Linked DNA regions of Homo sapiens: region 1 is linked to region 2. Evidence: chromatin loops called from intact Hi-C (ENCODE). Cell type or tissue: mammary epithelial cell. All regions are shown on one strand. Links, peaks and the distances in the headings refer to the core of each region. The heading gives the core; the rest is flanking DNA.

What was found. A loop is a pair of places that touch in the nucleus more often than their neighbours do. Peaks named below come from ENCODE experiments on the same cell type or tissue, not always from the same donor. Only the 100,000 strongest peaks of a DNase experiment are listed, where the experiment ranks them.
Region 1: it touches region 2 in a loop (10-fold over the local background); 6 of 110 quality-filtered maps call a loop at or near these places.

What each region holds. Positions count from the first base shown.
Region 1 is chr2:227,407,306-227,422,464 of GRCh38, reverse strand. No RefSeq gene overlaps it. Among named protein-coding and RNA genes, the nearest start is that of SCYGR1, 27 kb to the right of the region's middle. RefSeq lists an enhancer at 10,656-10,855. In mammary epithelial cell, for the core only: no CTCF peak of the experiment used is centred there; DNase peaks (open chromatin) are centred at 6,734 and 7,454; H3K27ac peaks cover 1,709 bases.
Region 2 is chr2:227,817,309-227,832,090 of GRCh38, reverse strand. It overlaps CCL20 (C-C motif chemokine ligand 20), which reads right to left. Exons shown (of 4, transcript NM_004591.3): 4 at 14,535-14,782. Among named protein-coding and RNA genes, the nearest start is that of CCL20, 11 kb to the right of the region's middle. RefSeq lists an enhancer at 13,113-14,312. In mammary epithelial cell, for the core only: a CTCF peak has its summit at 13,569; a DNase peak (open chromatin) is centred at 13,690; H3K4me3 peaks cover 904 bases; H3K27ac peaks cover 2,296 bases.

The DNA of each region.
Region 1 (15,159 bases), core at 6,197-8,696, 400 kb after region 2:
ACCTTGATAGTCTTGAGACATCCTGGCCAGGTATCCTATAGACTGTCTCCCAATATAGGTTTATCTGAAATTTTTTCCAGATTAGACTGGAGTTATGGGCTTGGGGACAGAATACAAGATAGGTGAAGTGCCCTTCTCAGCCACCTGGTATCTACTTGCATTACTGTTGATAGGAACCTTCCTATAATTAAGTTTTTATAAAAAATAATGCTCATCCTTTTATCACTCACATTTTATTGGTTTACATACTATTTCATTGAATAATGCAATCAGAAATATAAATAAAAATGTCATACACAGGACTGGGGACAAACACAACTGACTCTTGGTTAGTGTGAGTCTCACCTTGGCGAGGGGCTCCAACATAGGAGCATCCATCGCTGGGTTTTATGATGGAATGGGAAGCACTGGCTACTTCAATACTATAAGTTCATTAAGAAGCAAAATGAGGCTGGGTGCGGTGGGTCACGCCTGTAATCCCAGCACTTTGGGAGGCTGAGGCGGGCAGATCACCTGAGGTCAGGAGTTTGAGACCAGCCTGGCCAACATGGTGAAACCTCATCTCTACTAAAAACACAAAAATTGGCTAGACGTGGTGGTGGGCGCTTGTAATCCCAGCTACTTGGGAGGCTGAAGCAGGAGAATCACTTGAAGCCAGGAGGAGGAGGTTGCAGTGAGCCAAGATCTCACCATTGCACTCCAGCCTGGTCAACAAGATTAAAACTCCATCTAAAACAAAACAAAACAAAACGCCAAATGAGCATTAACCATTTATATTACAGATTGAGAGTTAGTTTGTTTATTTATTTATTTATTTATTTATTTATTTATTTATTTATTTATTTTTGAGATGGAGTCTCGCTCTGTCTACCAGGCTGGAGTACAATGGCACTACCGCCACCAAACCCGGCTAATTTTTGTATTTTTAGTAGAGACGGGGGTTTGCCATGTTGGCCAGGCTGGTCTCGAACTCCTGACCTCAGGTGATCTGCCCGCCTTGGCCTCCCAAAGTGCTGGGATTACAGGTGTAAGCCACCGCGCCCAGCCCAGATTGAGAATTTAAATCTCTCCCTCTGGTAAGTGGAGGTGTGTGGAGAGATTCTATTCTATTGGTTATTGTCTTTCCCTCCTCCCTGTGACCTGGCACTCAGTACAGTGCTTGGCACACAGTGGGAACTCATTACGTATTTCCTGAATGAATAAACAGAGGAAACTTTAGGTATGTGTCAATCACGGTCCAATAAGGAGATAGAAAATGCAACAGTTGGCCCGTCGCTGTGGCTCATCCTTGTAATCCCAGCACTTTGGGAGGCGGAGGAGGGCAGATGAGTTGTGGTCAGGAGTTGGAGACCAGTCTGGCCAACATGGTGAAAACCCGTCTCTACTAAAAATAAATATATGCAAAAATTAGCCAGACATGGTGGGCGCCTGTAGTCCCAGCTACTCGGGAGGGTGAGACAGGAGAATAGCTTGAACCTGGAAGGTGGAGGTTGCAGTGAGCCAAGATAGCACCACTGCACTCCAGTCTGGGTGACAGAGAGACTCCGTCTCAAAAAAAAAAAAAAAGCATGAGTTGTTTGAATAGAGAGGATTTAATTGTTAACTAAGCATAAATTTGCTGATAACATAAAATGCGCTAGGTAACATAAATGGCAAAAAGATAACGCAAAACTACCCTGGAGGTAGAAACTAGAGGAAGCAGTGGGAATTGGGGAGCGAAAGGAAGAGGCTCAAACTATTAAAGCTTAGATGTTTGGAGGAAGAGCCGTGTGGAGCTGAGCACCAGATTCTTAAGGAGGGCTACTGTACGTTCCAGCTGAGGTCTGCGAGGGGCTGTGAGGGGACCAGTTCTACAAGCATTGAAAATATTGCAGACTGGCTTCAGTGGTGGACTCGGGAAGGAACTGGTGCTACTGCTGAGCATGAAATGGTTAATGCTCATTTCACTTCTTAATGAAGCATTGCCTGGGTGCCATTCACAGGAGCAGAAAGTGGTCAGGAAAGAAGAGGGGCTTCCTCCTCCTCCGGCTGTGCGGTCTCTCTCTTGCATCTCCCCATGGGAAGATGGGAAGAGCTTCAGAGGGAGCCAGCTCCAAAGCGAAAATGGGGTTTGCAGAGGCCCAGCCCCCGAATCACAAAGCAGAGTACAGAAGGTGGGGCAGGGGCAAGGTTGGAGTTGAGAAATACAGCTTATTGACTGGCCCAGGCACAACTCAGGTCACAGTCATTGTTAATGCGGTATTTCACTACCTCATTATCCCCTTCAGCCTAAGCTGAACTTTTACTGCACTACTGCAGGGCCTTAGCCTCCATTTCTGGGCTCCATTTTTTTCTGGTGTCTTGGGGAGGCCCCAGATGTGTCTCAGCTATAGTAGGAATGTCTCTGGAGTACAGTTTTCAGCACTGTCCTTGTCTCCAGGCCAGTAACTAGGGCTGTCTGATGACCCTGGCCAGTAGGGCTCATCTCACTCCATCCATTAGGAAGCAGTTCTCTCATCTCTAGGTTCTGTCCTTAAATGTGCCCATACTCAAAGTTATTTGGACCCAAGGTGTAACATGGTTAACCAGACAATTCTTTTAATTTCACATAAGGTCCTTTCCTCCCCAGACCATTGACATGCTTCCATTTTTCTGGCCAGGTCAAGGGTGAGTTCAAGGGCAGGTGACTCCAAATTTAACATTTGTGACAATAGTCACAAATGGAACAGGCCTAAGCTGAACCTTTGCTATCTATCCCAATCCTGGAAGCCCATTCAAACTATGGATCTTGGCCTGGTGTAGTGGCTCATGCCTGTAATCCCAGAACTTTGGGAGGCCAAGGAGAGCAGATCATTTGAAGTCAGGAGTTAAATACCAGCCTGGCCAACATGGTGAAACCCCATCTCTACTAAAAAAAAAAAAAGATATATATTAGCCCGGTGTGGTGGCACATGCCTGTAATCCCAGCTACTCAGGAGGCTGAGGCAGGAGAATCACTTGAACCGGGGAGGCAAAGGTTGCAGTGAGCTGAGATGGCACCATTGCACTCCAGCCTTGGCGACAAGAGTGAAATTCCATCTCGAAATAAATAAATAAATGAATAAAATAATAACAAAAAGCAAACTATGGTTCTATAGATATCTATTTTGACAGTAAAATAAAACACAAGTTGATGAACTTATAAACAGATAGCAAAGTGAAACCAAACACTTTAATATAAAAATACATTAAATATTTGGTTTAATATGTACTTTTAAATATATACAATTTTTTTTTTGAGACAGAGCCTCGCTCTGTTGCCTAGGCTGGAGTGCAGTGGCTGTGATCTCAGCTCACTGCAACCTCTGCCTTCCCAGTTTCAAGCGATTCTCCTACCTTAGCTTCCTGAGTAGCTGGGATCACAGACGTGCACCACCACACCCGGCTAATTTTTGTATTTTTAGTAGAGACGGGATTTCACCATGTTGGCCAGGCTGGTCTTGAACTCCCGACCTTAGGTGATCCACCTTCCTCAGCCTCCCAAAGTGCTGGGATTACAGGCATGAACCACTGCACCCGGCCCACAGATTTTTAAAATATAATATTTTGCAAATTTTTTTGAGCAGATTTTTCTTCATGGGCTGGAATGATTGAGTCTTCCTAAAACATTAGTCCAGTAGAGGTTAGACTGAAGATGCCTTCCTTTCCTGGTAAAACTCAGCAAATATAGATGTTCTTCACTGCAGCAAGGACTTTCAAATTGAACTAGAAATTAAGTTCATCTTTCTCAAAGAAAAGAAAAAAAAAATACTGCAATGCATCAAGCACCAAAGCTTCCAAATGGTTTGGATGGCAAATGCTGAGAGAAGAGATGGGAGGAGAATAGCAGTTCCAGGATAACATCACCCATTTCTTGCTAGGTATTTCATCAAGGTTAACTGCCTTAATGCTATTTGCTAATCTTAACTAATTTTGAGGGGAAAAATCTTCTATGTCCCTATATTAGCATCTGTAGCTTACCCCCAAATTCTGATATGATAACAACCAGCTCATTCCTATAGAGATCAAATCATTCACTGCCTAGGATATAAACATTTTACTGAGGCTGTTCTTAAGCATTTCAAAGTGAAAAAAAAATAATCCGAATAGGGAAGGCACAGAAGATTTTCAGGGCAGTGAAACTATTCTGTATGATACTGTAATTGTGGATACATGTCATTATACATTTGTCCAAATCTTTAGAATATACAACACCAAGAGTGAACTCTAATGTAAACTATGGACTTTGGGTGATAACGTGTCAATGTAGTTTCATTGATTGTAAAAAATATATCCTCTGGTGTGGGATTTTCATAGTGAGGCAGGCTGTGTACAGTGGCAAGGGGCATACAGAAACTCTCTGTACCCTCCTCAAAATTTTGCCATGAGGGAACTAAGCTATGAGGACACAAAGGCATAAGAATATACAACGGACTTTGAGGACTCAGAGGAATGGGTAGGAGGCAGGTAAGGAAAAAAAAAAACTACACTTTGGGTACAGTGTATGCTGCTCAGGTGATGGGTGCACCTAAATCTCAGAAATCACTACTAAAGAACTTATTCATGTACAAAAATAAATAAATGAAAAAAATTTTTCTGTGAACCTAAAACTGCTCTAAAAATATAATAAAGTCCATTAAGAAAAAGAAACTTTAGTAATGGCTTTGCTAAAATTATTGCTTGGTTCAAAGGAATCTACCATGATGATTTTTTTTTCTTCTAGAAAACTCTGTGGTATCTCTTTCAATTTAGCATTTATTGTTCACTTCCACTCTTTCAAGCCAAATTCACCATACCTAAGAGGGGGTGGTGAGGGTTATATATGTGGGAGTGCTGGTCACCAGACATACATGGGCCTCAGTTCTGATCATCCAGGAACCTACATGTCTTAGTCCCTTTAGGCTTGTACAACAAAAATATCATCAATGGGGTGGCTTAAACAATAAACATGTATTTCTCACAGTTCTGGAGGTTGGGAGGTCCAAGATCAAGGTGCTAGTAGGTTTGGCATCTGGTGAGGGCCCATTTCTGGTTCATAGATGGCCTCTTTCTCCCCATGCCCTCAACATGGCAGAAAGAGAACAACAGAGCTCTCTGGGGTCTCTTTTATAAGGCACTAATACCATTAATAAGGGTTAGGCCGTCATGACTTAATCACCTCCCAAAGTCCCCACCTCCTAATACCATCACCTTGGGGGTTAGGATGTCAACGTATGAATTTGAGGAGGACGCAAACATTCACTCACCATAGACGTAGGCCCTTCACTGTCAGGGACCAAGTCTGATTTGCCTTGGCCCTCCCCGCACCTAAGGTGGTACTTGGCACACATTATTTGCTTCATAAATGTTTACTGAGTGAATAAATGATTGAACAAATGAGAAAAACAAATGGAGATTCAAGAGGCGAGGCATTTATGGAGAAAAGATTTGAAGAAAAAAGAACACAGAGATGGCAAAGCTTGTATTTTTAGTATCCCTTCATCTGTTCCTTGGCAACTCCTATGTGAAAAGTGGCAGAGACAGAGTCAGGAAGCCTCGCTCCAGGTTTAGAAAACATTGTCAGGGTGGCAGAAAATCTAGTCCATTCCTTCCTGCTGACCCAACTCAGTCAACAGTTCCTTGCTTGGGAACATGAGGTTCAGATGCTGACATTTTTAAACAGCTGTGGCTTAAATAACCCCAAGAATTTCAGTATCCAGAAATAAAGGGAAGAGAAAAACTGGGTATGAGACTGGGTAAGTCAGATACAGCCACAGAAACGCACGGGGGAAGACCACACCTGGAAGCAAGGTTTTGCCATGAGGAATGATGAACACCAGTGAGTTCAGACTAATTTCGACCTTCACCCTTGCCCTTCACCCCTGCCCTTCACCCTGGCCATGGAGTCTCACCAGAGCAGGAGTCATTAACAGGGGTCCTATGGTGGGGTCCAAACCACAGGCAAAAAAAAAAAAGAAAAATCTGTGTTTTTATTTTTTTTTATTTGAATTAGTTGCCAAGATTTAGAAATTAGGAAATTTCACATCAAATCTGGATTTCCGGCTTCTTGTGAAAAAGCAGAAGATTTGGGAACAGCTGGCCTATGTTTCCTCATAACCACAATGGGCTGGGGGCGGTGGGGCGGAGGACGGTGTTTTCTCTGCCTAACTGGCTTCACTCCTTAACCCACGCTCCTGGACCTGCAGACACCGGTATTGGCAACCCTTGTGTCTCTGGGCACTACCCTGAAGAGGCCTTCAAGGAAATGAAGCTGACTGTGACGGCTGACTTCTGCAATATATTTCTGAGAGGATAAAATTATACTAACGAGCCATTCTGTTGAGTAGAAATCGAAGCTTCCTGGAGCTTCTCAATGATAAGCTCAAACAGTGAATGTCACAATACTATAATTGTCTTGGGTGATGTAAAGATACAAGGGCCAGTTATACATAAGACCAATTGTTCCTCTCTTTGCTCTGATCTGTTTGGCCCATTCTATATCATGTATATATCTGGGTCACATGTCCAAATGAAGGTAGGTTTTATCCACATTTATAAATGATTATGAGTTTACCAAAACTCAAAATAAGAAAATGTTGCTGCGAGAAATGGTCTAAAAAATTGGCTGAATTATGAAATTTGTACTTATTTGAAATACCATTTCCTACTGACATTTCCCTTCCGGCTGCCTTGGCATTAATGTAAGAATTATTTATGACTCAGCATTTCCCCACAACAGCTGCCCACAGGGCAGAGCATGAACTGAAGAAAAGAAAAGAACCATGCTGACTTTACTGTTTGAGCTCCAGCCCTCCTGGCTGAGGGGAGGCAGCCTGCTCTCAGGGGGTAGGGCAGGGAACAGGAGTCACTGGTGCTGACTGGGGTTCAAATCCTGACTCTGGGATGTACCAGGTATATGACCTTGAAACAATTGTCTGTATCAGGGATTGGCGAATCATTTCTTTTTCTCTTTCTTTTTCTTTCTTTCTTTCTTTTCTTTTTTTTTTCTTTCTTTCTTTCTTTCTCTCTCTCTCTCTCTTTCTTCTTTCTTTTTTTTTTTTTTTTTTTTTTTTGAGACAGGGTCACACTCTGTAGCCCAGGCTGGAGTGCAGTGGCACGATCATGGCTCACTGCCGTCTCAGCCTCCTAGTTTCAAGTGATCCTCCTGCCTTAGTCTCCTAAGTAGCTGGGACTACAGGTGCATGCCAGCATGCCTAATTTTTTTTTTTGGTTGGCGGGGGCGGGTCGTGGGTATTTTTTTGTAGAGATGGGGTTTTGCCATGTTGCCCAGGATGATCTCAAACTCCTGAGCTCAAAAGATCCACCAACCTTGACCTCCCAAAGTGCTGGGATTACAGGTGAGCTACCATGCCTAGCCTTGGCAAACAATGTCTGTGGAGAGCCAGCTACTGAATATTTTTGGCCTTGCTCACCATACAGCTTCTGTTGTAACTACTCAACTCTGCAACTTGTGTAGTGCAAAAATAGCCAATGGGCTGCTAGGGCTGCCATAACAAAGAACCACAGATTAGGTGCCTTAAGCAACAGAAATTTATTTCCTCACAGTTCTGGACGCTGGAAGTCCGACAACAAGATATTGGTAAGGTTGGTTTCTCCTAAGGCCTCTCTCCTTGGCTTGCAGATGGCCATCTTCTCCCTGTGTCTTCACGTGGCCTGCCTTCTGTGTCTGTCTGTCCTAATCTCCCCCTCTTTATCAGGATTAGGGCCCACCTTAATGACCACATTTTAACTTATTCACCTCTCTAAAGACCCTATCTCTATCTCCAGATACAGTCACATTCTAAGGCACTGGAGTTAGGACTTCAGCATATTAGTTTGGGAGGGACACTATAGTTAATAATAATATTGTATTGTGGCCGGGCACAGTGGCTCACACCTATAATCCTAGCACTTTGGGAGGCTGAGACAGGAGGATTGCTTGAAGCCAGAAGTTCGAGACCAGCCTAGGCAACATTGTGAGATTCCCGTCTCTACAAAAGGTATAACATAAATTTAAAAAGAAATTAGCCAGGTGTGGTGGCACAAAACTGTAGTCCTGGCTACTCAGGACACTGAGGTGGGAGGATCGCTTGAGGCCAGGAGTTTGAAGCGGCAGTGTGAGCTGTGACTGTCACTGCACTCCAGCCTGGGCAACAGAGTGAGACCCTGTCTCTAAGAATAATAATAATTATAATAATAATGTACTGTATACTGGAAATTTGCTAAGTGAGCAGTTGTTAGGTATTTCTACCACACACAAAAAGGTAGCTATATGAGATGAGGGAATGTGTTCATTTCACTGTAGAAATCATTTCACTATAGGAATATTTATTCTTTTTTCTCTCTCTTTTGGCCTGATTAAAATTTTTTAAAAAGGAAATCATTTTCCTATGTTTATGTATATCAAAACATCATGTTATATACCTTAAATATATACAATTTAAAAAATTAAGTGTCAAGGAGGAGGATAAAATTCAGCCCATAATACGTATGTAAGTGAATGGGTATGGCTGTGTTCCAGTGAAATCTCCTTTACAAAAACAGGCCCTTGCAAAATAAATAAATACATCATAAATAAATAAATAGGCCTCCAGCCAGATTTGGTGTGTGGGTCCTGGTTTGCAGACCACTGGGTGATACCATCTCCATTCCCTCCCTTCCCACCCTTTCTCATCTGCCTGTCATCAGACTCTTGCTCACATCATGCCACCTAAGGACCTCTCCCCAGGGTCACCTATGACTTCATTGTCACCTGTTCATCTCTGCGTCCTCCTATCTCTGGCCCCTCAGCAGTGTTGGCTCTGCACACATGATTCCTTTGAGAGCTTTTCTCCACTGGATTTCACATGGCCACAATTCCTACATTCCCTCCTGCCTCTCTCGCCCGCTCCTTCCCGGGCATCTTGGCTGGCAACTCCTCCCCTTCCCAGCCACTACGTGTTAGACTTCCTTAAAGCTCAGGGCTGGACTCCCTTCTTTTCTTGCTGTGTAATTTTTTCCAAGATGATCTCATCGACACCTACAATTTCAATTACCTTCTGTAAGCCAATGACTTCCAAATATATAGTTCCAGCCCGTACCTCTCCTCTGAGCTCCTGCCCATGAATCTAATCGCCTCCTTCCCATTTCCTCTTGTCAGTGTCTCTGTAACGTCTGTGTTGTGTGTCCTGGCTGTTTATGATTTGCTTTTCTTTGACAACTATAATCTCCAGGGTAAGTTTAGTTCCCTTCTAAAACCATTTCCTCGGGCCAATCTTCCCTGACCTGCCCTCCCCGCCCCACAGTCTATGCCAGACCCTCTTTCACTTGCTCTCCAAGCACACTGAGTATTTCTTCTGTATTCTTCAGAAATCCTGGTCTCTTACACCTCTTGGGTTCATTGTTCTCAGGTGGACAGTAAATTCCACAGGGCTAAGTCTACCGCCTTTCTCTTAGTATCGGAGCACTTAGCCCAGAGCCTGGCACATACGAGGGCCTCAGTAAATGCATATGGGATGATTGAAAAACTTTAAGTAAACTAATCAAACCCTCTGAGATACTGAGAATTGTTGTTTGATTTTAGTTCAGAGTATTTTGTATTGGGCTGTGCTTGTTTAAGTTGTAACCCTCAAGAAGGTTTCCTCTGTTTTTATATATATATATATTTGCCATCCCTTCTGTTTTCCTAAATTCTACCTAGGTAGAAAACTGAGATGGTTTCAAGAATGAAACACACTCTACTCGACAATTCTTTAGCTCTTGCATTTGACAAAAGGGATCAAGTTCTAGAGGATAGACCCTCTAGAGGCAGTAAATGCTCAACTATTTACTAAGTGTGTGACCTTGAGGAAGTTATGTCACCTCCTTTGTTACTCCCTGGGTTCTTCATCTGTAGAATGATGCCACTAACACCTACCTGTGTCACATGTATAGTGTATGCACAGGGTCTGACACAGTGCCTGGCAATAGTAGAGGTCCCCTATTTGTTTAACAGATTTTTTTTTTGTGCACTCAGAAATGGGACAGATACTGTTTCGGGCACTGAGGATACAGCAGTAAATGAATCAGACAGATCCTGCGCTCAGGGGGCTCACATTCTAGGGCAGGGGGGAGGTAAGTGTTGGTGGGGGAAAAGACAGGAAAGATAAAGCCAGATAAGAGCATAAAGATGAATGGGGTAGAAGTGACGGTGTTTTAGCTGTGGGGATCAGAGAAGACTCCCATAAGGTGAACAGGAGTAGGAGTCAAAGATATTCATTCCTCTATTCCTTTGCTCCTCTGCAGGGAGAAATCCTACTTCCCGTGGTTACTAGGGAGAATGCCTCACTCTAACTCATTTCTGTCTGGGTGGGAGCAGTGCCAACAGAAATAAGAGATGGGTTTCAGGAGGCTCTGGCCTTGATAGGCATATGTCATCCCACCCAGGGAGTGCAATGCAAGGTCTTGTTGGTTTCTTTATTCCATAATAGTTGATATGCAAACTAGATTAGGCACTGAGAAATGCTTCTGTGTGGCCGGGCGCGGTGGCTCATGCCTGTAATCCCAGCACTCTGGGAGGCTGAGGCGGGCAGATCACTTGAAGTCAGGAGTTCGAGACCAGACTGGCCAAGATGGCAAAACCCCGTCTCTACTAAAAATACAAAATTAGCTGGATGTGGTGGCACACACCTGTAATCCCAGCTACTCGAGAGGATGAGGCTTGAGAATCTCTTGAACCCGGGAGGCAGATATTGCAGTGAGCCAAGATGGTGCCACTGCATGACAGCCTGGGTGACAGAGCAAGACTCCGTCTCAAAGAAAAAGAGAAAAGAAAAAGAAAAAAAGAAATGCTTCTGTGTAATGGAACTTCTGTTTGGGGAGCAATAGGTAAAAATAAAACCCTAGGAAATCCCCAGGTCTCTCTCAATGGGTTTGAGGTAAGAGTTGGCAGGTTGGTTTCGCCTCTGCTTGCCTGTGGGCAGAAAACCAAATGAATCAAAAGGCAGCCAGAATGGAATAACTAGCACCTTAAGATGACACCAGGAAACCTTGAGGGTTTCGCAGGCCCTCAGGATCTAAGCAGACAGTATGACTAATTTGTCTGTGCCCTAGACTTAGCTGCCTGTCTTCCCACACTTGTGGCTTCTCCTGAAAGAGCAGGAATGGCTGTGTTGAGTTGTTGCCCTGCAAGGTTGGACTTGAATAAAATTCAAAACACTTCACATCTTTGGGACTTAATAGTTTTTCTGAAGTAAGCTCCATACAGTTTCTCCTGTATAGTCAATGGGAGGGAATAAGGAAGAATGGGATATGTCTCCCTCCAAGAACCCAGGCACATTGCGTAGCATTAATAGACCCAAACAAAAGGATTCCCCTTCTTTCTCCAGAATCCCTCTTCAGCTGCACAGCTTGCAGCCACGAGAAGGTGAGTCTCTGTTGTGGAGAGAGACACATTTGGCTGACTAGGGGTACTGAGAATTGTCAACCTATAAATAAAGCATTCAGTCAGAAATTGTTAAACTCAGAAAAGCAGCTGAGAAATTAGTAACGGTGTTACTACGTTAAGATTTAAAGAGCTGGCCAGGCACGGTGGCTCACACCTATAATCTCAGCACTTTGGGAGGCCAAGGCGAGTGGATCACCTGAGGTCAGGAGTTCGAGACCAGCCTGCCCAATGTGGTGAAACCCCGTCTCTACTAAAAATACAAAAATTAGCCAAGTGTGGTGGCACATGCCTGTAATCCCAACTATTCAGGAGGCTGAAGCAGGAGAATCGCTTGAGCCTGGGAAGCAGAGGTTGCAGTGAGCTGAGATTGTGCCACTGCACTCCAGCCTGGGTGACAGAGCAAGAGACCATCTCAAAAAAAAAAGAAAAAAAAAATTAAAGAGCAAAGCAAGGCATGTGCCCGTAGTGCCAGCTACTCTGGAGGCTGACATGGGAGGATGCTTTGAGCCCAAGAGTTTGAGACCAGCCTGGGCAATATAGCAAGACCCTATCTCTAAAACAAAATTAAATTTAAATTTAAAAATATTTATGGAGCTGAGGGTTTTTAGAAGTATTTTACCAACTTACAAATTCTTACAATTTAGCAGCTCCAACACAGGCAGAGGGCAGATACACAAGAATCACTGCCAGTCACGAGGCTGAGGAGAATTTCAACACTGGTATGCATCTGTTCCTGAGGCCAATCCCTTAGCAAGGAAATCAGACACTTCTTTCAGATGCCTAAAAGTATCAAACACAAATATTTATGCGTCCAGGTATTAAAATTCATCAAAGGACCTTTCAAGTCGTTATACTAGCTGCTGTTGTTCTGTTCAACTCTAAGTTTCAGGAGCTTAACAAGTGTGTCCCAGACCCAGCCAATTCCCTAGACCACCCAATGTACCCGCAGTGGCCAAATGTCCCCTCTTGGGGTGTGGCCAGTGAGATTCTCAACTAACTTTTCTTCTATGTCTTAATAACACAAGACCTTCTATCCCTCCTTTTTTTTTTTTTTTTTTTTTTGAGATGAATCTCACTTTGTCGCCCAGGCTGGAGTGCAGTGGTGTGATCTCGGCTCACTGCAACCTCTGCCTCCCAGGTTCAAGCCAGTCTCCTGCCTCAGCCTCCCGACTAGCTGGGATTACAGGTGTGCGCCATCATGCCTGGCTAATATTTGTATTTTTAGTAGAGACGGGGTTTCACCATGTTGGCTAGACTAGTCTCGAACTCCTGACCTTAGGTGATCTGCCTGCCTCAGCCTCCCAAAGTGCTGGGATTACAGGTGTGAGCCACTGTGCCCGGCCGTATTCTTCCATTTTTAAGATTTGAGGCCCTTCTCTTAATTTCAAAGGGAAATGACTAAGAGGTATAACTCAGGAAAGACGAGCTGAATGTTAAGGGACAAGAAACGTCAGACTCCAGAGTATCCACAATGCTTCCAGACTGATTCTAAGTCCAGTCACATTTCTGTTAAGAGTGATCTAACAAGAAGCCAACAAATTATCTAGTCTAGAATCAGGGCTTCAACTGGACAGACCATTCAATACATTGAATATATGTGTGTGTGTATATATATGTGTGTGTGTATATATATATATATATACACATATATATATATACTTTTTTTTTTTTTGAGACAGAGTCTCACTCTGTCACCCAGGCTGGAGTGCAATGGCACGATCTTGGCTCACTGCAACCTCCACCTCCAGGGTTCAAGCAATTCTCCTGCCTCAGCCTCCCAAGTAGCTGGGATTACAGGCATGCGCCACCAAGTCCGGCTCATTGCCTGGCTAATTTTGTATTTTTAATAGGGACAGGGTTTTGTCATGTTGGCCAGGCTTGTCTCAAACTCCTGACCTCAAGTCATCCTCCCGCCTCATCCTCCCAACGTGCTGAGATTATAGGTGTGAGCCACCATGCCCAGCCACATTGAGTATATTTTAATGTATATTTAATATATTCCTTTTCAGAACTTACCTAGATTTAGAAATTTTAAAAAGATGCTCTCAAAAGGCATATGAAGACTATCTCTGCTAATTTATACAGAGACAGTCTCTAGAAAGATGTAAACCACTAGTACCCAGGGTTGCCTCCGTTGAGAGGAACTGGGTGCCTGGGGAATGGAGGCGAAGAGAGTATGGAGTTTTTTCCATTTGTATGAACCTTTTGACTTTTGTACTGTGTGTATGTATTACCTACTCAAAAGTAAGTAATTTTTTTTTTCTTTGAGATGGAGTCTCGCTCTGTTGCCCAGGCTGGAGTGCAATGGCGTGATCTTGGCTCACTGCAACTTCCACCTCCCGGGTTAAAGAGATTCTTCTACCTCAGCCTCCCTAGTAGCTGGGATTATAGGAGTGTGCCACCACCATGACCAGCTAATTTTTGTATTTTTAGTACAGATGGGGTTTCACCATGTTGGCCAGGCTGGTCTTGAACTCCTGACCTCTGGTCATCCACCTGCCTCGGTCTCCCAAAATGCTGGGATTACAGGCTTCAACCACCGTGCCTAGCAAAAATAGGCAATTTTAAAATTATATGTGAAGAAAAATCTGTAAATGTTTTTGTCATAACCCCCCACCCCCAACCCACCACCACCATTTTTTTCCTGTAAAAATTTTTTCAAGGCCTGAGGAAAATGATGAATTAAACTTTTCCTGACAGGAAAGACAACATCTGAAAATTCTGCCTGATAGATAGAGAGAAGCATCCTGGCAAGAGACACGGAGCTGACAGACGAAGAGATGCACGTCTGACAGAATTGGGACTATTCACCCAAAGTGAGACAAAGTGAAATGCCAAGCACATTGAGAATCTCTTCCTTCTTACTGTCAACGGATTCACCTAATCAAAGCACTTTTAGTCACTGCATCCAATTTCCATCCTCATCCAACACATGGTGGGGTCTTTTTCTCGTTTCTTCTGAGTTGACACACACAAAACCCAAGAGTCCCACTTTTGGCGAGGAACGTGTTGCTGTCAGCTTGCATTTGTTACCGCACATTGGTTCCCCGTGTCCCAGTAATGACCCCCTGTAAAGGCCACTGGGCAAGAGAATTGCAAGATCGAGCGAGGCGGCGGGAATTACAGGAAAGGATTAACGGCAGAACAGCCTGTTGCGACAGCGAAAAACAGCCCGAGGACAGGGGCGTGCTCCCATCTGACAGGCGGAAGTGTGCCAGGGTTTATGTATTAGGTCACAGCAAGAAAGCTATTTTTGCTGTGCCCTCTGACCTTCTGTAGAAGGTGAGCCCCAAGATGCCTATGATACACACCAGACTTTTGCAGGCTGCCCTGACTCAAGAGGGAAGAGCAGATGCTGACTAGTGCAGGGTCCTGTAGAGTTTGGGAATCCACCATTCACAACAGGATGAAAGGATTTTCATGGGTGTTGCCATCTGCTGGGTATGTGTGTTGGCAGCGGGGAGTCATTTACTAAGCAGATGCAGCCTTTCTGTTCCTCCTTCCTCAAACTCCAATTTAAAAAATAGCTAGTCCGGGCACAATGGCTCATGCCTGTAATCCCAGCACTTTGGGAGGCCAAAATGGGAGGATCTCTTGAGCTCAGGAATTTGAGACCAGCCCGGGCAACATAACGAAATCCTGTCTCTACAAAAAATACAAAGATTAGTTGCGTGTGGTTGTGAGCACCTGTAGTCCCAGCTACTTGGGGGACTGAGGTGGAAGGATCACTTGAGCCCAAGAGGTTGAGGCTGCAGTGAGCTGTGACTGCACCACCGCTC
Region 2 (14,782 bases), core at 12,186-14,685:
TGATGAGGCTTTCTAATCCCTGGATTGTAGCTATTGGGGGTCCAGTCTCTAGTTTCTTAGTAGTCTAGGTGTGGGTGAAGTGGTGGTCACATTGCCAGCACAGCAGTTGGTGACTCCAATCAATATTCTTTTTTTTTTTTTGAGATGGAGTCTCACACTGTCACCCAGGCTGGAGTGCAGTGGTGCGATCTCTGCTCGCTGCAACCTCTGCCTCCCGGGTTCAAGCAATTCTTCTGCCTCAGCCTCCCAAGTAGCTGGGACTGGAAGCATGCACCACCATGTCCGGCTAAGTTTTTGTATTTTTAGTAGAGACGGGGTTTCACCATGTTGACCAGGATGGTCTGGAACTCCTGACCTCGTGATCCACCTGCCTTGGCCTCCCAAAGTGCTGGGATTATAGGCGTGAGCCACCATGCCCGACCTACTCCAATCAATATTCTTAATTCCAGCACAGCTCTCATGGTGGGTCACTTCTTTCTGTTTCTATAATTATTCCCAGAGAACCAATTATGAACCAATCCTTTCAGCCCTTCCAGTAATTTTCTATGGCCAGATTTCCTGTATTAAATCCCTTCTTGATTAAATTACTTGCAGCGATTTTCATTTTCCACTCTGAACTCTGATAAAGCTCTATGAATCTAAGAAATAAATATCTTAAAAAAATAATGTTTTGGGCCAGGCATGGTGGCTCATGCCTGTAATCCCAGCACTCTGGGAGGCCAAGGCAGGTGGATCACCTGAAGTCAGGAGCTCAAGACAAGCCTGGCCAACATGATGAAACCCCATCTCTACCAAAAATAAAATAATTAGCCAGGCGTGGTGATAGGTGCCCGTAATCTCAGCTACTTGGGAGGCTGAGGCAGAAGAATCACTTGAACCCGGGAGGCGGAGGTTGCAGTGACCCAAGATCGTGCCATTGCACTCCAACTAGGGCGACAAGAGTGAAACTCCATCTCAAAATAATAATAATAACAATAATAATAATAATATTTTGAAATGACAGGAACTTACACTTAGGCAAGGATACCAAAACCTGGAATATCAAACCACCCTTGGACACTTAGGAAAAAAAATTGATTTCCTGACTCCACCCCAGACCTATAGGATAAGATCCTATCTTATCCTATACATTTTTAAATCCCCAGGTGATAACGATGCAACCTACCTAGCACGGAAGTGCATGGACTCATATGTAAGACTTAAGGGTGTCAAGTCTCATAGACATCATGAAACCCAATCTGTTGCAAGACTCTCAAGGCTGACATTTTGTTATTTCCCAACTTTCCTCTCCTACAGCCTACAAATTATTATCTGCAGTAATTTATTAGCCTGGCAGGGACAGTCTACTAAGGAAAGCCACCTTTGTAGAAAAAAATGAAATCACTTCTTTCAAAACTGCATAACAAAGTAAATTCACAGATTAAACTGTGACTTAAAAATCCACATTTTACTTTACAAAATATATAGTGAACTTATAGTAGTATGTGATATACAACTAAGCTCTTTAAAGATATTTTTAATAGCTCAAAACACATTCCAGATATTATTAATATACTAAAACAGGATCTCAAAGTAATATATCACAGAAACATGGTATTACAAGATTAGAAGCAACCTTCAAGATAATTATTCACAACAGGGACCTATAGTGGAAAGCATAGTCCGAAAATAAAGACACTGGGCCCGGCGTGGTGGCTCAAGCCTGTAATCCCAGCACTTTGGGAGGCCAAGGTGGGTGGATCACCTGAGGTCAGGAGCTCAAGACCAGCCTGGCCAACATGTTGAAACCCGGTCTCTACTAAAAATATAAAAATTAGCTGGGTGTGGTCGTGGACACCTGTAATCCCAGCTACTTGGGAGGCAGAGGGAGGAATCGCTTGAACCCAGGAGGCAGAGGTTGCAGTGAGGTAAGATCTTGGCACTGCACTACAGCCTGGGTGACAGAGTGAGATTATGCCAAAAAAAAAAAAAAAAAAAGAAAGAAAGGAAGGAAGGAAGGAAGGAAGGAAGGAAGGAAGGAAAGAAAGAAAGAAGGAAGGAAGGAAAAGAAACAAAAGAAAGACATTGAAAAAAAGAGAATTCAGAGGCCCTTCACCTTGATCTTTTACTGAGTTGCTGGTTGAACAACAAACACTGTATTTAATGGGGCATATGGGGCTCTTTTCAAATAAATGCCAATCTGTGTTCACTATCCTACTTAATCATTCTTTAATTTTTCCTGAAATCTTACCTTGAGGTGTTTCCTAAGCTAATCCCTTCTGTTGATCCTGCACTAATGTGCAAACAGTTGGAGAGTTGATCAAAGATGAACAAGAAAAGCAAAATAATGAAAAAGTAACAAAAATCTGTAATTTTGAAAGAGGCGAGTGATTGTGGAAATGTGTAAAAGGTACTTGAATCAGAAAATGAAGGCAGAGGGGCAAAGTTTCCTCCAACATCACCTTTAAAAGCCTGAGAAATAATCGAGAATGAATGCCTATCCACTCCTAATATTCTGAGTCTGACAAGAAGGCTGAGGGAGTGCTGCTTTCTGTTGATTGCAGAAGTGGACCACAGCTGTGCCCAGATTGCTTTCAATTCCTCACCTCTCTTCTGGGTATCACTTACATTGAATTCTTTGAAAATTGTAAGACTGAATGGCTAACTGTTAATGCAACATCAGAAATATTCTGACCTGATTTTCAAGGTGGAGAATTGACATTAGTAAATAAATGCACATGAGATACATTTTGAAACCCATCTGGGTCTGTTCAGAAGCAAGTTCATGGTTAATAATTTCATATAGACTCTGCATTTGATAAGTAGAATATCAGGATCTCAGAGTTTAGGGTAAAAGGTGGACCCAATACTACCAGTTCTCACTAGTCCTTATTTGCAGTGATTGTCTGTAAGGACTAGTGAGCTCATAGAAGAAAAGAAAAACTTGATTTAGCGACTTGAAATACATAAAGAAAATCAAACGTATTGTGTTGTATTTGGGCAAGTGACCTCAAGATCATGAATTTATCAGATATTTACAGGGTTTCTAGCACGTGACAGACACTCTGTCCAGCCTGGGATTGAGTGGTGGGCAGGGTCTCTGTTATCAGGCAGCTTACATTCTGGGCACGTTACAGTGTACCTGAAATGCTACCAATGGTCTGATTATCTCATTCTGCTCAGAATTCTTAAGGCATGGACTTTACAGCCAAGTTGACCTGTACTTGGACCTGGACCTCACCTCTTGCTGAACATGTAAGCCTGGGTGCTTGTTCCACCTACTATCTCTCCTCTCCCCCTGGTCCCCAGGGTGGACATGTCCATCAACACAGCACCATGTTGGAATGGGAAATGACCTGGTCCCATGGTGTAGAGAGACAAAGCTCACCTATGTCCTTCAGATGAGGAAGGCCAGTTCTTGAAGGAAGAAAACAACATTTTCCCTGCAAACTCCCTCTTAATCAACTTTCCAGCTTCAAGGATCCATCAGAGAGGACCTCTTCAGGCTGATCCTGACCTTCACAGAGATAAGCAGGCCTGCTTCCTCTCTCATGAACTTTGACCAGAGAGCAAACTCACCTAACCATGAGAATCAGCCTGGCACTTGTAGAAGTACAGATTCCTGGACTCTATGCCTACTAAGTCAGAATCTTCAGAAATTTCTACTTTTAACAAGCAATATGGAGAAACACTATTTCAGGATCATAGCCCCGGACAAAATCTAATTAAGAGATGAAGCCAGGTGGCTTGCGAAACATAGGAGAAATTTTTCTCCCAAGGTGCTAATAGAAATGGTAGTCATCTAATTTCTTTTAATGCCACCAGGCTAAGCCTAAAAAACTTTTTTAAATTAAAGGACATGAAGAAAGAGAAATGGCACGTGGTACCTTGTTAAGACTGTCCCTGGTGTTCAGTTTTCTCTGAGATTGAAATATTCCTGTCCTCTTAGTTTCAAAAATATTTCTTTAGGCATCCTGGAATTTTACTAAGTCTAGATATTACATCAAAATTTTAGATAGTACTATTTTATTTTATGTATGTATTTATTTATTATTTATTTATTCATTTATTTATTTTGAGACGGAGCTTTGCTCTTGTCGCCAAAGCTTGAGCGCAATGGTGCGATCTTGGCTCACTGCAACCTCCGCCTCCCAGGTTCAAGCGTTTCTCCTGCCTCAGCCTACCCAGTAGCTAGGATTACAGGCGACCACCACCATACCTGGCTAATTTTTGTATTTTTAGTAGAAACAGGGTTTCACCATGTTGGCCAGACTGGTCTCGAACTCCTGACCTCAGGTGATCCACCCACCTTGGCCTCCCAAAGTGCTGGGATTACAGGTGTGAGCCACCACGCCTGGCCCTGTTATGAGCATCTTTATCCACACATATTTATGCTCTTATGCAATTATTTCCTTAGAATGAATTCACAGGAAATGGAAATACTGTACTGTGAAATAGATACATATTTTTAAGGCTTTCGATGCATCCTGAAAACATGTATTTAGAAAATTCCTACTGACTTATACTTCTACCAATTGTATACAAGAATGCTGGTTTCCCCCAGGAATTATCAAGTAGTTTTTCTAGCCATTCCAAATCATCCCAAAAGCACCTTCTAGCTGCAAGGCTTCATGTTAGGCACTGCAAGAAATGCGAAGAGGTAGAAGCTATGCAATGTTCTTCATCCGAAGAAAACCACAGCATTGCGGAGAGAAAGCTCATGGAGGAAGTACAGTGCATGGGAGAACAAGGCACACGCTCCATCAGTGGGAGAAATGAGACATGCTACAGACACGCAGAGGGATGAGGGAGGAGCTTTGGCTGATCTGGGAGTGGTCCACGTAGGAGCACAATCACTCAAGCTGGATGTGCTTAATCTAGATGGAGATTGAGCAGCATTCTTGGTGAAGTTATGTACGAAGATGTGTGGACAGAAAATGGCAAAGTATGCCCATGCCATGGTAAAGAAGCCAGTGTGCCTGGAGTATGTGAAACACATAAATCACTCTAAGAGGCAGGATGAGAACTGGATCATGGAAGGCCCTGCACCCCAAGCTGAGGACTTGATAGGTAATGGGTACCCAGAAGCGATTTAGAATCCTGAGAATGATAAAATCAATATTGTGGCATAAATTTGGCAAGACATGTTCAAATAAGGAGAGAGAAAAGGCTAGAAAACCTCTTCAGAGGTGAAAGCCACAGAAAGATGAGGGCAGTGAGAACGGAAACAAAGAGTAGGGAGGAAAACTATTGCCAACCATAGCCAGCCAGGTGAGTGCCTGACTAGTGGTAAGGGTGGAAGACTAAGGGTGAGGAAGGAGCCAGACGACTTTGTGGTTTTGAACCTGAATGATTGGTAAGTGGAGAGAGACAGATGGACTGGCAGACAACAGACAGAGAGAGAGACAGACAGAGGGAAGTCTCAACCTCAGGGAGATGTTTGGGGAGGAAATACTCATAGTTTGTCTAGAGAGAGAGAAGAAAGGGAGGGAGGGTGAGAAGAAGGAGAAAAGAAAAGAAAAAGGAAAGGAAGATGGAAGGAAGGGAGGGAGGGAGGGAGGGAGACAAAACGGAAAACACCCCTTTTTTCAAGCTGATGCTTTCACCCACACTCGTTCACTGGCAAGCAGATTTCACCAAACAGAAAGTGCGGCTGATTTTTATGGTAGGGCAGGGAGGAGGGGCGAGTCAAGTCAGGCCTAGACAAATCAGCTCTGCCAAGCTGAGCAGAATGGTGGTGGCAGGAAGAGGCAAGTGGCAAGGGCAAGCCCTGCCCTGGGAGCCCTGAGGGTGGAAACCGAGGAAATGGAATCATTTCAACAAGTGAAACAGCATCTGGGCCAAATGGAACTGCACCCAACATGCCAAACCCAGGGAGCCAAGAAACGAGGTGGCAAAAGAGGGTGGAGGCAAGCACTGCGACCTCCTCAGACTTGGCTGCCTTGAAGGAGACAGACACCACGTGCCCTTTCTAATTGCGTTTGACAACATGCCCAGGGAATGCCACGGAACTGCCGCAAAACAGGACAAAGAGCCTCTGCTGTTACAGAGGGTGGTGCAGGGGGACACATGGATGCCCTGTGTGTTTTTCAGGGAGAAAGACGTGCGTCACCCTTTGGCTTGAGATGTGAAGCAATTGCTGCCAAATAATTCAGGTGAGATGGGATGTTCATTAATTCAGAAGTTTTTCCAGGACTACGCCACTTGATAAACAGTTTTACCCCCAAAATGGGGCTAAGATTGATGTGGGAAAATTTCTGGAGTAATTCACATAAGAAAAGAGAGGAATGTGTAAAAACATGGTTTTGGTGAACAACGTTAGAAATAAATTGGCCGGGCGAGGTGGCCATGGCCGTAATCCCACCACTTTGGGGAGGCCGAGGCAGGTGGATCACTTGAGGTCAGGAGTTCAAGACCAGCCTGGCCAACATGACAAAACCCCATCTCTACTAAAAATACAAAAATTAGCCAGGCAGGGTGGCACATGCCTGTAATCCCAGCTACTCGGGAGGCTGAGGCAAGAGAATCGCTTGAACCTGGGAGGCAGAGGTTGCGGTGAGCTGAGATCATGCCACTGTACTCTAGCCTGGGCAGCAGAGGGAGACTCCATCTCCAAAAAAAAAAAAAAAGGATATGAATACATGCAATAAATCCCAAAGGACCCAGCATGAGCCCCCATTTGCTCTTCTTGGCTCCTTAGTCTTTAGGTCCTTTACGTACATGGATCTGCTTGTAAATTTCAACTCTCAGTACTAAGCAGGCTCTTTCTTCGCTGGATTTAAGCCTATGAAGCACTAAGCCCATTATGGCCTGAGTATGAATGAATCTACATTCAATACTTTCCTCATCACCTGGAACTTAGGTGAATTTCTTCAAATTAAGAACTTCAACTTTAATTCACCTAAATTGAAGATTTTAGATTATTGAATTTTAACAATCTCTTAAAATTATTGTTTTTTCAGGTGAAGGGAGGGGGGCCAGAAACAAGAAAAATGAAAAAAAAAAATGTACACCAGCTTTTCAAACTTGTGAGCATTTCCTGCCAGAAGTGCCTTGATGTCAACAACGAAAGGAATACAAATTGTGTTGTACCATTTTGGAGAACGGGCAGGATTTTCTGTAACTACATCATTGTATCGTATTTATTGCTAGACATAGTTTATTTGTTTTAATTGAGTCAGAGCCACAGAAAGAACACAAATTCGAAGAATCACCAGACTCGAGGAATGTCAATGATGCTGTGTGCTAATGCAATCCCCAAATCACAGTTCGAATGCATATTCAAGTTTTGCGAACTTGAGTTGGCCCCAGCTGGAGTCTTGACACTTGGTAAGCTCAGTGAAGAAAATTTTATAATCTTAGGGGTTCTAACTTATGAGCTACCCTTTCAGTCAGAGTAAAGCAAGGCCCAGTGCAACAGTCTTCCACAGACCTATGTTATCTCCAAAAACTAAGACTACACTCTTGGGCCAGGCACGGTGGCTCACGCCTATAATTCCAGCACTTTGGGAAGCCAAGGTGGACGGATCACTTGAGATCAGGAGTTCGAGACCAGTCTGGCCAACATGGTGAAACCCCATTTCTACTAAAAATACAAAAATTACCCAGACGTGGTGGTGCGTACCTGTAATCCCAGCTCCTGGGGAGGCTGAGGCAGCAGAATCGTTTGAACCTGGGAGGTGGAGGTTGCAGTGAGTCAAGATCACACCACTGTGCTCCAGCCTGGGTGACAGAGGGAGCCTCTGTCTCAACAACAACAACAACAACACCACAAAAGCCATGGCACTGATGATTTATATAGGGAAAGAATGTAAGGTGAGAGGAGAAGAATCTTTAGATTTGAAGTGTAAAGATGCTTGGTGTTTAAAGATCAGGCAAAAGAGGTCAAACCAGTAAAGGAGAATAAAAAAAATAACAAAGTGATTGGAAACTGCACTCCAGCCTGGCTGATGGACCGAGACTCTATCTCAGTAAATAAATAAATAAATAAATAAATAAATAAATAAATAAAGACTACACTCTTGGACAGGTTTAATCAGACCTGTCTTCCTTGCCCTATCCAGGGTCCTTTCTAAGCCAAGGGGAAGACGGAGGCTTTGTTTCTGAGAGAAAGGCAGGAAACTGTGTCAGGCTCTACACAGATATGAAGTTCTCCATCCCCATCCTCTGTCCCTTTTCCCAACTTTATTGTCCTCACATTTCATACATTTATTTGGTGCTATGTGTTGTGTGTCCCCACTTCTAAACCATGAGGCACATGAAAGCCGCAAGGTTGTCTTGTTTATCCCCAATGACCGCCTCAGGACCTGGCACAGAGTAAGTGTTCAATAAACATCTCTTGGTTGAATGAATAAATGAGTGAGTGAGTGGAAAACATTATTTTTATCCAATAAACTGTGAAGAGATGTAGCAAGAAAGAAAAGTACAACAGTGTGATATATGTCTGGCACTGCTAGGGAAGAAGGTGTCCACATCACAATTGAAGCTTACTCCTTGGAGAAACAAACTTTTTATTTGGAAGCCTTTTTAATCCAAAAAAAAAGTCTAAAATGCTCTAATACTTTGATGGTAACTTCTAGAACAGCAGAGCAAACAGATGTACAAGAAGATTGCAAATAAACAGCCCCAAGACTGAGCATCTGCCGTCTCCTTGACACAAAAATATCTTATGCCAGAGGCCAGGAGGGAGCCCTGAGACCAACTCTAGACTCCATTGTATTTCTAAAGACTGTGTGACCTTGAGTAAGTTTCTTAACTCTCCTGAGCCTCAGTTTCTTTACCCAAGAACAGGCATAAAAATAGAGTTCAGAGCTCATATTCCAATGAGGTACATTGGCAATCTTAGCAGATGATATTAACATACAAATGCTTAAATAATCTAAATATTATTAATGACATGATTACTACCCAAATCTTTGTATTCATCTTTTCTTTCTCATACTGCTAGTGCTTCCGTCCCAATTCTCCTTTGTGCCTCCAGCTGAACTCCACAATGCCCCCCATGACCTTCAGTGGAAACTTTTTTCTGTTGTAAAGCAACTTCTCTGTCCTTCCATCTTCCACTTCTCCATCTCCTGGCTTCATCTGAAATCAGATTTTATGGCAAGAACACTACTTCTCCCTGGGGTCTTCTCAACATGAAGGGGCTCCTCTCTCACTCCTCTCCCACCACAGGGCCAGGAGTGGGTAGAGACCAGTATTCTTGTGCTTCCATGATGGCACTTTCTCATTCCTACACACCTTTCCCATCATCTTCTTTGAAGCATATGGATGTCATTAGACCATCCACTTCCCCTCCCGCTGGCTGTCAGTTAATGGCCTTGATCAGTTCTTCAGCTCAGTGTTCCCTTTCATTCCTGTTGACATCAGTGTGGACCACTTTGTACCCATGTGGCATAATGCCACTTATTCAGTAGCCTTGTCCCCTTGCATAGTAAATTCCAATCCAACCCAGCCTCTATTTCTAAGTAGGGTCAAAGAACATGCTAAATAACACCACAGGAATGCAATTAACAAAACCCACAAGGTGGGAAACCACAGAACAAATGTCTTGGTTTCTCCAAAGCATAAATTTCAAAGGAAAAGGAAAGGAGATGGGGGCTGGTGGTGAGGAGCTCTCAGATTAAAAGCAAAAAAAAAAAAAACAAGCCAAACAAATGAAGTGTGTGGACCTCTTTCGGATCTTCATTTACACCTTCATCTACATCTTTATATCTTCATTTAAAGAAAAGATGGATGCAAATAATGTTTTTTAAAACAATTTTTTTTAAAGCAAGCAAGAAAATTTGAACACTGGACATTGGGTGATATTAGAGAATTAGTGTTGATTTTTAAATCCATGTGAGGGAAATTGTATGTTTTTAAAAGTTCATATATATATATATATATATATATATATATATATATATATATGTACATATATAGAGAGAGGGAGAAGTACTTATAAACAAAATAATTTAATGTCTAGAAATTGCTTCAAAGTAATCCAGGGGGATAGATGGGAAGAAGTGAGTTGGGTGGTGTAGATGTAACAAGATTGGCCATTAGTCAGTTGAATCCAGATGGTGGATACAAGGGGGATTTTTATATGATTCTCTCCACTTTTGTACTTTCCATAATAAAAAGTGGAGGGAAGCAGGGCATGGTGGCTTATGCCTGTAATCCCAGCTCTTTGGGAGGCTGAGGCAGGAGGATGCTTGAGCCCAGGAGTTCAAGACCAGCCTGGGCAACATAGTGAGACCCCAACTCTATATTTTTTTAAAAAAGAGGGAAAAAGTAGAGGGAAAATCAATGGGAATGACTCATCCATCCTGGTAGCCTTCCAGTCATCGCCCTGCTACCCCACCACTTGAGTTGCACACCCACAGTCACACACTTGGACTTTGGCCCCTGGAGCTGCTCCAGCCCCTCCAGCCCTCCCATTCTCCTGCTCTTTGACCACATTGAGGCCTTTTATCTGAGGGCCTCCCCATACTCTCTCAGTGTCTCAGATACCTTTGGACCTCATCTCCTGTCTCTGGTCTAGACTGCATGGTTCAGCACTTTAACCCCTCTCTGAACCTCTGTCATTGACTCTTGCCCTCTTGTCCTTGCACTGTGCCTAGATGCAAAGCCTGACCCTAAACTAGTCCAACTAGTCACCACTGTCTATTCTTACACCCAAACTGCAGCAGGCCACCTGGTGTGTGCCAATGGAAATCACAGCAGCTTAGTTATCTCCGACTTCAGTGAACCCCAACACTGTGGAACAACCTTGAGTGTACCCCTGTGTCCTCTACTGACTATCTCAAAGCTTCTCCATTCATGTCAAAGCTCACTCATCACTCTCAAAAGGTGACTAGTCTTTCACCAAGAAAAGCAAGACCACCATATTCAAAGTCTGTCAACTTCCTCCATCCCAAATTGCAAAATTCTCCCCACCTACTCCTGCTCTTTCTTGAGTGAATTTTGTTCCGAAGGAAGAGATGACTCAGCTGAACTGTGTTCTGGAAACCCGCCTTTTGAGAGAAGTTGAGGTACCATTTGTTACTCTTCCAGAATCTTCAACTCTTTATAATATCTTCAATCTCTCTCTCATTCTCTCTCTCTCTCTCTCTTCTCCCTGACTCTTTCAATACTTTTCCATCTAAAGATAAAAGGCTCCCCTTCTAGCTTTTATTTCCTCTTACCTTCATTGCCAAACTACTTGTCACCATTCATTCTTCAACCCACTGTCATTGGGATTCTCTCTCCTACACTACCTCACTGAATACTCTTACAGTTACCAATGACCTACAGATTGCCAGGGGCAAGACATTATTCCATCCTTATCTTACTTACCTCTTAAGATGACACTAATGGAAAGCACCAGGGAGGCACCGAAGAACTTGGAGACAACTCTGAGAATACAGCAAGTCAAATCCACACATAGGGCCTATGGCTATGGCCAGACATCAGCAGTCTTACACAAGAGACTTTTGGAAAATATATGACCAAAAGCCTCAGAATCATTCAGATGGTTAGAGTGTATTTAGGAGACAGGACTAGACTCTTACATAAACTAGCAGTGGTTCTCAAGAAGACTGTACAAACAGAAAGGGCTACTTAGCCCAGGGGAGAGCAAAGGCATCCTGTGGGGTCACCTCAGAGAGTCAAGGGGCTTGATGAAAGTTTAAAGGAGACCTTCACCGTATCACTATTGCTTGAACCTAAGAATGAGAGTGAATTCATGTACTATACATGCCATTAAAAATAAGTTCAGAGACAGAAGATTCTAGTAAAAGAAGTCAAAAACCAAAAAGTAAATGCTGGATAGTTCCATATATATGAAATCAAGAAAAGGCAAATTAATCTATTGTGAAACAGATCAGAACAGCTGCTACCCCTGGGTTCTACAAATGGAGGGGAACATGAGAGCTCCTTCCCCTGCTGTGTTGAAAACATTTACTGTCTTGAAGGAGGCAGGGTTGTTTCACAGGTAGGTGCATATGCAAAAATTTATTAAGCTGCACAATTAGGATTTGTGTATCTGGGCCAGGTGAGGGGGCTCACACCTGTAGTGCCAACACTTTGGGAGGCCGAGTTGGGCAGATCATGAGGTCAGGAGTTCGAGACCGGCCTGACCAACATGGAGAAACCCTGTCTCTACTAAAAATACAAAAGTTAGCCAGGTGTGGTGGTGGACGCCTGTAATCCCAGCTACTCAGGAAGCTGAGGCAGGAGAATTGCTTAAACCCAGGAGGCAGAAGGTGCAGTGCAGTGAGCCGAGATCATGCCACTGCACTTCAGCCGGGGTGACAGAGCAAGACTCCATCTCAAAAAAAAAAAAAAAAAAAAAAAAAAAGATTTGTGTATCTTACTGCATATAAATTATACTTCAATTAAAAAGTAAATAGGCTTTTTTTCCAAAATGAAAAAAAAAAAAGAGAGAGAGAGAGAGCTGTGAATTGGGAGTGGCATCCCTAATCTAAGATCATATTTAATCCAGTGAAAACTAGAGCATTAAATATTCAAATTACATAGCTGAGGCCCTGCTCTCTGATCCCAGCCTTAACAAACCAGCTTTGTGATTCCAATTTGACTGCTCAGGTAGCTTGCTTCCCTAATCTAGCCATGTGCTTGTGTCCGCATACTTGACGCTTGGATGCTTTCGTTGTTGATTAATAAATTGGCATTCCAGCCTGGAGATTTCAGTCTTCAGAAACTCACTTAATACTTATTAGTAGTCCTGGCCTCAAAAGATTCAGACAGCTTCAGAGTGCTAACAAAATTTTCTCCTTTCCTGACTCTACAAGCCTTACCTGCTGAGGCCTTCCAGCAATGAGACAAATCTGCTGCCCCCTGAAAATGCCTTGCTTTGACTGTGCTGTTCCAACAGTGACTGATGGGGAGGAGAGAAGGGGTGTCTGGGATAAGTCCCAGGCTTCACAATCCCACCTCTTCTGCCTTTTTTTTTTTTTTTTTTTTTTTGCCGTGGCTGTGACTGAAGTTCACCATTTCTCAGCCTCCTCATTGCAGCTGTCTCTGGTACCTCTGCTTTCCATCCACCCCACCTCCCTTTCCTCTGCCGTGCAGAGACAACATGTATTTTGACCTTTACAGTGGTTTCCCAAGGGCTCCATGGTCAAGCCCAAACCACCACACGTAGTTGAGATAACAGTTTAACTTAATCTGCAGCTACTCCACCCCTGCCCCACTTGCATATACTCCTCTTCATCCGGTATTGCTCAAGGGTGGCGCGATTGGCGTTTGGGGTGGGACAATTCTTCATTGTGCAGAACCATCCGTTGCATTCTAGTGAGTTTAGCAACCCTGGCTCCTACCCTCTGAATGCTTGTTGTACTCACCCTCAGACATTGTGACAACTACACATGCCCGCAGATATTTCCAAACACTTCCTGCTGTCCCTTTTCCAACTAGCTACTTCCTACTGATTCTTCATACCACAAGTATTGGGCTGAATCTTGTGAAATTGTCATCTTCTCAGGTCAATGACATCAAATATTGGCTACTTAATGTGATTCAACTGCATAGTACTTCTTCTGGAAGCCCTCACGAATGATGCCCAATGATTTCATTATTAAAGTGCTTACCACCAAGTGTTGTAAGAGCTGCTTTACTCATTCCTGCCTCTCGCCACATTGCTCAGCCTTAAATATCTAGCAGCAAGTTATTAAGTTTTAAGTCACTTCTTCTCTCTAGCACTTGGCACGGTGCCCAGCACATACTGAACCTATGTGTGATGATGAATCAACACACAGGATGTTGAGCATACTTTCCCTGATGATTCAATGTTGCTGTTCCTGAGGATGCAGACGCCCTTGGGGACTATTGAGCCACTTACTCTTTTTTGGCTCCACATCAAGTGACCCACCACTGCCCTACTTTATGGGTTTATGTGTCTTGATTTTGCATCATATCATCAGCATGCCTGCCTCCAGTGATCCTGTGTGTCCTTTGGAATCCGAGGCACTCTGTGAACCTTGATGCATGAATGTAGTGATAGTAACTACTGGTTCAGAGTCTTTTCATCCTGATTGCTGGGCTCTTACCAGGTTTCACACGTCTGGGGGCTCCCCGCTGGTTAGCAAGGCAGCCACTAAGAACTCTCTGAATAGTCATTTTCCTTTCGGAAACTGCTTAAAGATGACTCGGGAGGACTTTTAAATGGAGAAATGTTCGTATGCTGAGATCCTGGCTGGTGACAGAAGGATGGAAGAAGTGATGCCTGAAGGTATATTCTAAATGGTTGTTGTGTCCCTGTAGTCAAAAGGTGTGTGGGCATGGTTTCTTATTTTAAACAGTTTTCTTAAATCAATAAACATTGGGTTATGAATCTCAGATATAGGATCTTTTTCAACTTTTAATCTGGACGACTTTGAATTAAAGAAAAAAAAGAACAACTGTTCCATTATAATTCATGTAAAATCAAGTCCAGGGCCATGAGGGGCCGAGATAAAGGGAACAACTAGAAGTAAGTGGAGGATATAATTTCTCAGAAAATTCTTATATTTTCTGTGCCTGGAAATGGTTTCAATACACATCATAAAAATGATATAAAACTCAATCAACAGAAGAACTTTTTGTTTCTTTATTTTCAATATTTGTCTTATTAATATTTTTCTTATTTTATAATGCAATTACAACAATTTAGGAGACAAAACAATATAAACAAAAGAATGTTAAATAGTTTTTTTTAAAAAATAGCTTGTTGCTTGCAAGAAAGTCCATATAATCTTATTCCCCCCCAAATATAATTTTATACTTTGCACTAAACCAAAATAGCTTATGGAAAATTAGTATTAAATAGCTAAACACAGAAAAC